Regions from separate parts of the Homo sapiens genome. Here region 1 is linked to region 2. The links are chromatin contacts, found by Hi-C in ENCODE. All regions are on one chromosome and are shown on one strand. Each heading gives the region's core, a stretch centred on a gene start or an enhancer-like site at or near the end of the contact. The rest is flanking DNA. Distances are from core to core; before and after follow the strand shown.

The links. Hi-C counts contacts between places; a loop is a spot of excess contacts on that map. Pooled maps may share reads with other maps.
Region 1: a loop to region 2 is called in a map of GM12878, with 9 times the contacts of the local background. The contact joins the enhancer-like site here to the promoter of PEX14 in region 2. A Hi-C loop is called at or near these places in 1 of 168 maps with a recorded cell type or tissue (GM12878), 2 of 37 single-sample maps with no recorded cell type and 9 of 50 pooled maps.

What each region holds. Positions count from the first base shown.
Region 1 is chr1:11,897,509-11,903,138 of GRCh38, forward strand. No RefSeq gene overlaps it. Among named protein-coding and RNA genes, the nearest start is that of RNU5E-1, 7.8 kb to the right of the region's middle. RefSeq lists an enhancer at 1,330-1,881. Within about 2 kb of position 4,108, at least 3 of the 41 ENCODE cell types and tissues checked have a DNase peak (open chromatin) inside an H3K27ac peak, as active enhancers do.
Region 2 is chr1:10,471,154-10,476,978 of GRCh38, forward strand. PEX14 (peroxisomal biogenesis factor 14) reads left to right here and starts at 3,797. Exons shown (of 9, transcript NM_004565.3): 1 at 3,797-3,849. The coding sequence starts at 3,814. DFFA (DNA fragmentation factor subunit alpha) reads right to left here and starts at 1,376. Exons shown (of 6, transcript NM_004401.3): 1 at 1,170-1,376. The coding sequence starts at 1,305. RefSeq lists enhancers at 845-944, 2,906-3,871, 3,694-3,883 and a silencer at 3,884-4,053.

The DNA.
Region 1 (5,630 bases), core at 2,858-5,357, 1.4 Mb after region 2:
ACAAGAAGATAATTGAATATATCCACTTACTTTAAACTGCCAAAAGAATAAAAACCCTGTGAATGCAGAATTCCATATCCAGCTAAAATTTCCTTTAAATATAGGTAAAATAGATGATTTTAGACCAAAAACAGCAAGAGCTTTTCTTTCAATCACAAGCAGTTGCAGATTTCTTTGTTCCCTCTCCATTCCCTGCTTTCCTTCACTAGCCTTAAAAAAAAAAAAAAAATTGTCTCAAGGCCGGGCGCGGTGGCTCATGCCTGTAATCCCAGCACTTTGGGAGGCCGAGGCGGGTGGATCACGAGGTCAGGAGATCGAGACCATCCTGGCTAACACGGTGAAACCCCGTCTCTACTAAAAATACAAAAAAATTAGCCGGGCGTGGTGGTGGGCGCCAGTAGTCCCAGCTACTCGGGAGGCTGAGGCAGGAGAATGGCGTGAACCCGGGAAGCAGAGGTTACAGTGAGCTGAGATCGCGCCACGGCACTCCAGCCTGGGCGACAGAGCGAGGCTCCGTCTCAAAAAAAAAAAAAAAGAAAGAAAAGAAAAGAAAAAAAAGGAAAGTAAATCTATTGCGGAGTCACATCGTGCACTCCCAAGCCAAGGTGAAATGATGTAAATTCCCGAGGCCTGTGTTTGGCCCGCTCTATCCACCTGGATGGCAGAGCACTAACCGGGCTAGTGGGTGGGAGATGGCCTGGGGACAGGGAGTGGGGACGCAGAGGCGGGATAGGAAGCCGCCTTCTCCGGGATGCCCAGACGCCTAAGCCTGGCAGAGGCAAAGCGCTAGACGGAGCACCGCAAAAGCCCCCATGGAGCGGTGGGAGGGCCGAGGCCCAGCCGGGCACAGTTCAGGCCAGAGACTTGAATTCTGCCGGCGATTTAGAAGTCGCCTGGGGTGGGTGGGGGGGGCTGTATCGAATTTCTGGAGCCGCTGGGCCATGGGAGGGCTGACTCGGGGATCTGGGTTGCCCTGGTCCATGTTCTGGCTCCCAGTGCCCTGGGGCGATGGAAGCTGGCGGGGTCAGGGCGTGGGGAGGGGCGGGGAGCGGCTGGTCGGGGCTGCGCTTGAGAAAGGGGGTGTCTCTGGAAGGGCCATGCGCTTGGGCGGGCAGGGACAACGTCCCGCACCTGTGCTGGCCCCGGCTTCTCCTTAGAGTGCCTCTGGCTGCCTCCCTGCTCTCACCTCGGGGTTTTCCTTTTTGCGCCATCCCCGGAGGGCAAGACTCTGTCCAAGCTGAGACAAACGTGGGGGGCGGTGGGGAGACTAGGTCTTCTCCTGCCCCTACCCCAGATCGCAGAGCCCATCTTGGCTGCCGGGACCCGAGGGCGCTCCAGGTTGGCTCCGCGGGTCGCATCACCTGCCAAGTGCTCGGGAGCCGCAGCACGGGCACCAGGGGGGTCCAGGATGGAGGGGCCACGGAGGTCTCCAAGGGAACTGCCCGGGCTGAGATTGGCCAGGGAGGGGGCCAGGAACTAGTGGAGCTACGGAGCCGCCAGTGGATCTGAGGACCCACCTGGATCCGAGGTCGGCCCCTGTCCCCGGTGCTGAAATGCGGGCGCCCGCGGGGTTCACGGCCAGGACTCAGCCCTGGAGTCCCTGAGACCGCTAGCCCCGTAGCAATCCCCTATGTAGGATTTGTTTCAAGGGCTCAGACCGGCACAGAGCCCCCCAGCTCTTCCTTGCCTCAGATTCTGTCCTTGGGTGATCAAATCCTGCTTTCTGTCTCCTAAAATTGTCTCTAGCGCTTTCTCTGGGACCACTCTAGTGCCTCTGAGCAGGCATCACAGGCTGGCCCATCGGATCATTATTTGTACTTTGGTCTTATGCTTTATCCCCTCCAAACCAACGGGCTCCCACTCTCAGCTGGGCTGCAGAATTTCCCATCCCCCTGCCTCTAACATTCCTAGGGGACTCTGTTCCTTTCCTCCCTCCTATCCCTTGCTTTCAAGTTAGTTAAAGCTAGACAATGAGGTCGGTGCAATGCGTCTGCATCTGGCAGGGGCAGCCACCTTCCTTGGAAATGGGGAGAGATGGTGCAAGAGAGAAGAGAGCCGGGAGAATAGGGGTGGGGCCCCAGGGCTGAGGCATGCCCTCCTGAGCTACTGCAAACTGCAGCCCCCAAGGGCCCAGGTGACATCATGTAATGGGCCTTAGCAAGACCCCCTTCCACTTCTGGGCCCTTATCTTCCCCTCTCAGCTCCTGACCCCTCCCCAGTCAGATGCCCTTGTTTGTAAGCTCTGCATCTCTCCCCTTCCCTCTCTCTCTTTCCCTCTCTTTTCAATATCATTGTTCTTTTATTCTTCTGATTATAAAAATTACTGTTGGCCAGGCCCTGTGGCTCACGCCTGTAATTCCAGCACTTTGGGAGGCTGAGGTGGGTGGATCACGGGGTCAGGAGATCAAGACCATCCTGGCTAACACGGTGAAACCCTGTCTCTACTAAAAATACAAAAAAATGAGCCGGGCATGGTGGCTGGTGCCTGTAATCCTAGCTACTCAGGAGACTGAGGCAGGAGAATCGCTTGAACCTGGGAGGTGGAGGTTGCAGTGAGCCGAGATAGTGCCACTGCACTCTAGCCTGGACAACAGAGCAAGACTCTGTCTCAAAAAAAAAAAAATTTCACCGGGCGTGGTGGCGAATGCCTGTAATCCCAGCTACTCAGGAGGCTGAGGCAGGAGAATCACTTGAACCCAGGAGGTGGAGGTTGAGCTGAGATTGTACTACTGTACTCCATCCTGAGCGACAGAATGAGACTCTGTCTCAAAAAAAAAAAAAAGTGTGTTTCTTTGCACACATTTTTGTACATTTCTGTTTCCTTAGGATGTATTCCCACATGTGAAATTATTGGCTTGACATATATTAACTGTTAAAATACTTTTGTTAGGCTGGGCGCGGTGGCTCACACCTGTAATCCTAGTACTTTGGGAGGCTGAGGTGGGTGGATCACTTGGGGCCAGGAGTTCAAGACCAGTCTGAGCAACATGGTGAAACCCTGTCTCTACTAAAAATACAAAAATTAGCCAGGCATGGTGGCACACACCTGCAGTCTCAGCTACTCAGGAGACGGAGGCACGAGAACTGCTTGAACCTTGGAGGCAGAAGCTGCAGTGAGCCAAGATCGCACCACTGCACTCCCACCTGGGCAACAGAGAGAAACTGTGTCTCAAAAAACACTTTTTTTAGGGCTCTTGATACATATCATCAAGTGACATTTTAGTAAGATTGGGCCAGTTCCTATTTCTACCTGTGGCATCTGCGTTCCTGTTTCACTGTAACATGGCTGCCTCTGAATTTTATATTTTAAAAGTATTTGCTAATGTAATAGATGGGACGTGACATACAGAGTTGCTTGTATTTGGAGTCCTCTGATTACTAGTAAGACCAAACAGGTTTTCACATATTTATTAGACATGTACATTTCTTCTGGAAAATTTTTCTCTCTACTATCAATGATTTTCTATTGCAGTTTAGTATTGATCCCATTAATTTTTCTTTTTTTTTTTTTCTTAGATACAGGGTTTCACCACATTGCCCAGGTTGGTCTTGAACTCCTGGGCTGAAGCCATCTGCCCTCTTCAGACTCCCAAAGGTCTGGGATTACAAGCGTGAGCCACCGCACCCAGCTTTATCTCATTAATTTGTAAGGCTTTTTGATATAGTACAATTGTTAACCCTTTGGTGTATTGCAAGTATGATTCTGGTGGGAGGCTCACCTTTTTGCTTGATTATTTTTGACACACAGAATTTCAAAATGTCAAATATATTTACGGTAACTTTTTAAAGGCTCGGCATGGTGGCTCACACCTGTAATCCCAGCACTTCAGGAGGCCGAGGCTAGCGGATGGCTTGAGCCCAGGGGTTCAAGACCAGCCTGGGCAACATGGAAAAACCCCGTCTCTGCAAAAAATACAAAAAATTAGCCAGTATGGTGGCATGAGTGCCTCTAGTCCCAGCTACTCAGGAGGCTGTGGTGGGAGAATCACCTGAGCCAGCGAAGTTGAGGCTCCAGTGAGCTATGATCACACCACTGCACTCCAGCCTGGGTGACAGAGCGAACTCCATCTCAAAAAAAAAAAAGAGGCTGGGCACAGTGACTCACGCCTATAGCTGTGCTGGAAGGCCGAGGCGGGAGGATCACCTGAGGTCAGGAATTCGACACCAGCCTGGCCAACATGGTGAAACCCCATCTCTACTAAAAACACAAAAATGAGCCGGGCGTGGTGGCTACTCAAGAGGCTGAGGCAGGAGAATCTCTTGAACTCAGGAGATGCAGGTTGCAGTGAGCCGAGATCACACCACTGCACTCCAACCTGGGTGACAGAGTGAGACTCTGCCAAAAAAAAAAAAAAAAAAAGAATGGCCAGGTGCAGTGCTTCACACCTGTAATCTCAGCACTTTGGGAGGCCGAGGTGGGTGGATCACGAGGTCAGGAGTTTGAGACCAGCCTGACCAACATGGTGAAACCCCGTCTCTACTAAAAATTCAAAAATTAGCCGGGCGTGGTGGCGGGTGCCTGTAATCCCAGCTACTTGGGAGGCTGAGGCAGGAGAATCACTTGAACCCGAGAGGTGGAGGTTGCAGTGAGCCGAGATCACACCACTGTACTCCAGCCTGGGTGACAGAGCGAGACTCCGTCTCAAAAAAAAAAAAAAAAAGAAAGAAAGAAAGAAAAAAGAAAAGAAAAGAAAAAGAAAAATGCTATAATCCTGCTAAAAACTCCCCTGTCTCTGTCTACTTTAGAACGCTGACCATTCCTTTGGAGTTGGTGTTTCCGAATTGTCCATCCTCACACTTTGTGCTTGAATAAACACTCTTTAAATTAGATTCTAACCCTTTTGATGATTTTAGGTTGACATTTTGGTGACCCACAGATGGGACCCAAGGCAAGCCTCCCACAATCCATGCTGCTTTGCCAACATTCTGAGCTTTGGTACCCGCAGGAACAGCTTTCACTCGTCTGACCTCATCAGAGCTAGCGGGGCTTCCTGGCATTTTCTCTTGGGTTTCAAATCTCCCTGGCTTTGGCTGAGATTCAGACTTTATTCAAGTACCCTGATTCCGCAATTCCATGCTCTATGGAGCTGGATTTGAAGCTCTACTTTTAAAAGTAGAAGTTTCAGGCCAGGCATGGTGGCTCATGCCTGTAAACCGAGCACTTTGGGAGGCTGAGGCGGGCAGATCACTTGCGGTCAGGAGTTTGAGACCAGCCTGGCCAACATGGTGAAACCCTGTCTCTACTAAAAATACAAAAATTCCCCAGGCATGATGGCACACATCTGTAATCCCAGCTACTCAGGAGGCTGAGGCAGGAGAATTGCTTGAACCCAGCGGGTTGAAGGTTGCAGTAAGCCAAGATCTTGCCAATGCACTACAGCCTGGGGAACAGAGCGAGACTCCGTCTCAAAAGAAAAAAAAAAAAGTGTGTGCCAGGCGTGGTGGCTCATGCCTGTAATCCCAGCACTCTGGGAGGCCCAGGCAGGTGGATCACCTGAGGTCAGGATCTCGAGACCAGTCTGGCCAACATGGTGAAACCCCGCCTCTACTAAAAATACAAAAATTAGCCACGTGTGGTGGCGGGCACCTATAATCCCAGCTACTCAGGAGGCTGAGGCAGGAGAAATGTT
Region 2 (5,825 bases), core at 2,547-5,046:
AGTGGAAGCTTCTATCAGTAGCTTTTCATATCATTATCATTGGCGGAGAGGCTTTCTCCAGGACAGGTCTGTACTATTCCATTTAGTGATAGCAATGCTTCAAATACTAACGGGACTGGAGTGATCAGAAATAGCCAAGAGACTACAAATATCCTTCAGCGGTGTTGTCTACCACCCAATAGAACAGCAAGGCATGTATGCGCTGGACTGCAGAGAACACCAGCCTCTGTGCCACGCACATCCAGCCACGGCACTGAAGGGGAATTAGAAGTAAAGTAATCTAATGTCAGGAAAAAAAATACATAAATGCTTATATGCAAAATCCATGTTACCAAAGCATTTATAATGCTTTGGCTGTTCATGGGTCTCTGAAAATTTCCATATGATTTCTGTTGGTGACTGAGAGGAAGCAACTGTGCCCTCTGACACACACTGTGACTACATGCCTGGGGCTGGCTCACACATGTAACCTGTAAAACTTCTTTGGGTAAGCGATTTGTTGCTACTGGCTAATAAGACTTGTAAGTCACTTAAATATATCATCTTATTTGAGAGAACCAACAACCCTTTGAAGCAGGGCTATAAATATTATACCCAATTTGCTGATGAGAAAACTGAGGGTTGAGAGCTGGTTAAGTGCAAGGCCAAGCAGCTGGTAAAGGTATGGGGCCGGGCTCGGAACTTCCGTCGGCTCCGTCACTTACAACTCACGTTCCTTGTCTGGACCTCCAGAAATGGTCAGTAGCAGCTCCCTCTTTCCTGCATAGGTTCCTGCCAGAGCGGACGGTGGAAACCCCTCCCCACACCGCCGTGGGCTCAGCTGGGGGTTCTTGTACCATCTGAGTGTGGCGGAGTGGCAGGAACCCAGTGGGGTCCGTTTGGTCCAACATCGAAGTGATTTCAGGCAAGAGACCTAAGCCGAGTCTGGCTTAATTTGCACATTGCTTCCTGGCTGTCTTCCCACCACCGTGGAGTCTCACACGAGATTAATTACGCTCAAGCGCCTTAAATCTGTAAATCGCTATGCCCACTCGGACCGTTTCTGTCCCAAGCCTCCACCCGAGATACAAGAATCCCCAAGTCGCCTCTCCTGACCCCGCCTCGCCCCCGCCGGACGTCCTCACCCGGCCCTGGCTCCCCCACACCCTCGCCCGGGGTCCCGAGCCAACCCTTGCTCCTCAGGTCTTCGAGGCAGGAGGCGGCCACGCCGTGCTGTTCGCGGCTGTAGTTGCGGCGCAGCAGACACGGCTTTAGAGTCCGGATCTCGCCAGATTCTGGTACCCCGGCGTCCCCGGTCACCTCCATCCTCCACAAGGTGGGACCTGCCCACCTTCGAGAAGTCGCGGGAGGCCGGAGCGGCGGTCCTTCTACTCGACCCCCTTCCGCAGCCTGCCGGGAGATGTAGTTCGTTCCGCAGCAAATCACACGTGAGACCAGGGCACGCCGGGAAATGTAGTTCTAGTTGCCGCTAATCACGTGTGGCGTCGAAGCATGCCGGAAACTGTAGTCTCTGGGTTTAAAGCCGCTTTCGTTCTATCGCGCGATTCAGCCTAGGAGTTGTTTTTAACTTTTAGGAGCTGCATTCGCGCGTTCAAATATAAGGCCAATAGAGACTTATTTTGCATGACGATGCACACGCATGTATACTGTATTGAATTTTTAGAGCATTCCTATTCGCATATGAGATGCATAATGCTAATACAGACACCCGCATGTTTCCACCCATTCTATTTCCTGCTTCAACTGTGCAAATTAGTTTGGGGTCTCAGAACAAAACGCTTAAATAAATATAGTAAGCATTAAAGTCTCAAATGCATCGGAGAGGAAAGGGGAAATGCGACTCGGCACTGTTGGAGATTGTTCAGATGCCTCTTGACAACATATTCATCTTTGTTTTAATACTGCTACTATGGAAAAGTTTGTTTTTTTCCTCCTGAAAAATAAACATCTAAGATTAAAAGAATAGTAATAAAAATGATCAAAAAGTTCCTCTCTTAAAAGAGGGCATTTTATGTAAACTAGAAGTAATTATCTGCTCATATTTATTCATTCGGGGGACACTTTCCTTCCTTGTTTCTTTTTTCTTTTTTTGAGACAGCGTTTCGCTCTGTCTCCCAGGCTGGAGTGCAGTGGCGCGATGATGGCTCACTGCAGTTTTGATCTCCTGGGCTCAAGCAATCCTCCCACCTCATATTTTGTTTATAAAAACGTGGGCAAGGGCCCCGGGGGCGGTGGCTCACCCCTGTAATCTCAGCACTTTAGGAGGCCGAGGCGGACAGATGATCTGAGGTCAGTAGTTTGAGACCAGCCTGGCCAGCATGGTGAAACCCTATCTCTACTAAAAATACAAAAATTAGCCGGGCGTGATGGCGCACGCCTGTAGTCCCAGCTCTTGGGAGGCTGAGGCAGGTGAATCGCTTGAACCCGGGAGGCGGAGGTTGCAGTCGGCCCAGATCGCACCATTGCACTCCAGCCTGGGCGTCAGGAGCAAGACTTCGTCTCAAGCAAAAACAAAAACAAAAGCAAAAACAAACAAAAAAAACGTGGGAGAGGAAATTGGATATTATCTCAAGAAAAGTTTAGACATTTAAAACAGCGTTTAGTAGGAGGAATTATTCATTAAGTCATCCCTTTTAAGCAGTCTATATTGATCAAAACACAACTATAATAGGAGCTGGCGGTTAACTCTAATGTATGTATCCTTTTTCATATAATTTCATTTTTTATTTTCTTATCTTATTTTTAGACAAGGTCTCGCTCTGTCGCCCAGGCTGGAGTGCAGTGGCATAATCATAGTTCACTGCAGCCTCAACCTCCTGGGCTCAAGGGATCCTCCTGCCTTGGCCTCCTAAAGTGTTGGGATTACAGGTGTGAGCCACTGCTCCCGTCCAATATTTAATTTAAAATCTAACAATTAAAAAAATCTAACAATTCAACCAGTGTAAAATAATGACGTTTTGTAGAAGCCTCTTCTCTTCAAAATGCCCCCTTTTATGTTCTCCCAATAGACCTGCACACTTATCCGAGTCCTATCCCCATAATACTGTAATTGTAAGTGTGTTTGGCCTGGGCGTGGGAGTAGGGATTGAGTCTTGAATGTTTTTATTTCAAGGCCTACCAAAGTCCCTAGCATATAGTAGGCACTCAATGAATGGAACTGAACTGATGTCTAAAAATTAATTTCCAAGTTTCTTCGCATTCATCCATTGGCAAGTCCCTAAATGTGCCCATGGCACTGTGGGGATGGGCAGAGATTAACTCAATAAGAATAATATGGGCCGGGCGCTGTGGCTCACTTCTGTAATCCCAACACTTTGGGAGGCCGAGGCGGGCAGATCACCTGAGGTCGGGAGTTCGAGAGCAGCCTGACCAACATGGAGAAACTCCATCTCTACTAAAAATACAATGTTAGCCGGGCATGGTGGCGCATGCCTGCAATCCCAGCTACTCGGGAGGCTGAGGCAGGAGAATCACTTGAAACCGGGAGGCTGAGGTTGCGGTGAGCCGATATCGCGCCATTGCACTCCAGCCTAGGCAACAAGTGCGAAACTCCGTCTCAAAAAAAAAAAGCAAAACCAGAATAATACACATATAACAACGCAAAGAAGATATAGACTTGGGATCTTCCTGGAAAGCAGAGTCTTAACGGAAACTATGCAAGGTGACCCGGACACCCGGGCTCCACCCCTCTGCCCCAGTCCCCTACATCGACAGGCTCTGTTCCGGCTACCTTAGTCTGGGCGGGAGGGCGAGAGCGAGGGCGCCTGGGAGAAACCTCGCCCAGCGGCGGTTGATTAGTCAGGCCTCAGAAAGATGGCGTCCTCGGAGCAGGCAGAGCAGCCGAGCCAGGTAAGGGGAGTGGGACTGCCCCGCTGTGCGGCGGAGACCCCGGCTGGAGGGGGCGCTCAGCATACGGCTGGGAGCCGGGTAGGGACCCCGAGTCTCCGAAGCTGGGGACCCCGACCTCTTGCCCCCTCCTGAGCCCCGCCCCTCCCCAGGTCCTCCCCACCCGGCCCCTCCCCCCGGTGACCCCTCTTTGACCACATTCCGGAGCCCGGGCTCTGGTGTTTGGCTGTGCCCCCGGGTCCCCACTTCCCGCCTGCCAGCACCTCTGGTCCCACTTGAGCTTGTTGGGGAGGGTGACGGGACCCTTGGGAAGTCCCCAGCCTTGAGCTGCGAGGGCTTGAGAAGGAGAGGATAGATCGATCGTTCCCGGCTGTCCCCTCCGGGGAGGGGCCTGTTTCCATTAGGGTTCCCACTCCCTCACGGCCTCAGCCTCCTGGAGCGGCTGCCAGCCTCTTCATCTGTGGTCACCTTTGCGCTTCTCTCGTCAAGTTGGATAGTCAGAAATAATCTAGTCGAGCCCTCTCAGTGCGTTGATAGGAAAGGGACGCACTGTGACTAACAGACGCCACCAAGCTTTTGGCTGAGGACCCATCCTCGCTTCCCTGGGTTTGGTTTTGTTGGCCGAGGGCTCCGCTCTAGCTTTTCACCTGCAGATTCAGACAAATCCCACTCCAATAAGGGGACCATAAGGACCAGCGTTGACGCCTGTGCCTCTGCGGCCGGGAGGCAGTGGATGATAAGGTCTCCGAAGGGGTTTATAGTCCAAAGGTGGGGTAGGGTGGGGTGAGGAGAAAAGGGCTAAGAGACATCTTACATTTAACTGCCTGTGTGGTGTCATGTTGAGCACAAATTACATCTATTATCTCGTTTAGTGTTCACTACAACCTTTATGAAGTGCAGGCTACTAACCTCCATTTCACAGAAATGAATACTAAGGGTTTGTGACATGCCCCAAATCGTGTGCTCTGTTGAGCCTGTATTGAACCTGTGTGACTCCACTAGTCATCCATACATTTTTGAGTTTAGTTAGGATTAGAATGAGGAAGAAGAAAATAGTTTCAACTTGGGGCCTCATTCCTCCTCTCCCATCTCCTTGAAGCACCTCTAAGAGTTTTCAGCAACTTACTAGTATTTCACTTCCTTCAGAGGCAGAAGACCACCGCTTAGTGTTTCTTACTGTCTTATTCTGCACGTCTGTTACAAGAATTGAACTTAAAGGAGTTGGTGTGTTCCCCCATACCAGTTTCTATTAGCAGTGTGAATGATTCAGGAAGAAGATGTCTTGATTGTAAAACATGGGAGATAACAAGGACTGATTCTGGCCTTCTCACTGTCAGGTGTTCTGGAGTTTGGCAAGTGTCTCGAGAGGAGGGCCTCTCCTTTCTTGCCTTACCACATTTAGTTTGCTGAAATACTAAGGCATCTTGGGGTCTGGGTTTCTCTGAATTGTTTTGTGTTAGGAATGCCCACAGGCTGGGATTGAAGGGTGTCCTCAGTTCCTGATTCTTTTTTCTTTCTTAAGACGGAGTCTCTCTCTGTCGCCCATGCTGGAGTGCATTGGCGCAATCTCGGCTCACTGCCTCCCGGGTTCGAGCAATTCTCCTGCCTCAGCCTCCCAAGTAGCTGGGACTACGGGTGCCTGCCACCACACCTGACTAATTTTTGTAATTTTAGTAGCGATAGGTTTCACCATGTTGGCCAGGCTGGTCTTAAACTCCTGACTTCAAGTGATCTGCCCGCCTCAGCCTCCCAAAGTGCTGAGATTATATGCGTGAGCCACCGTGCCCGGCTCTGTTCCTGATTCTTATAGGACATTTAATTTGCCAGTGCTGTAAACAGTACTAAAAATCTTGCCACTTGGAGCCACTGTTATGCCCAAGGATTCTTTTGGTTTTGCAAGTTTGCCCTCTCTGTATATGTATTTAATAGAAAAGGATCTAAGGTCCTTTAAGGGGGCATGGCCATCACTTGTTTGATTT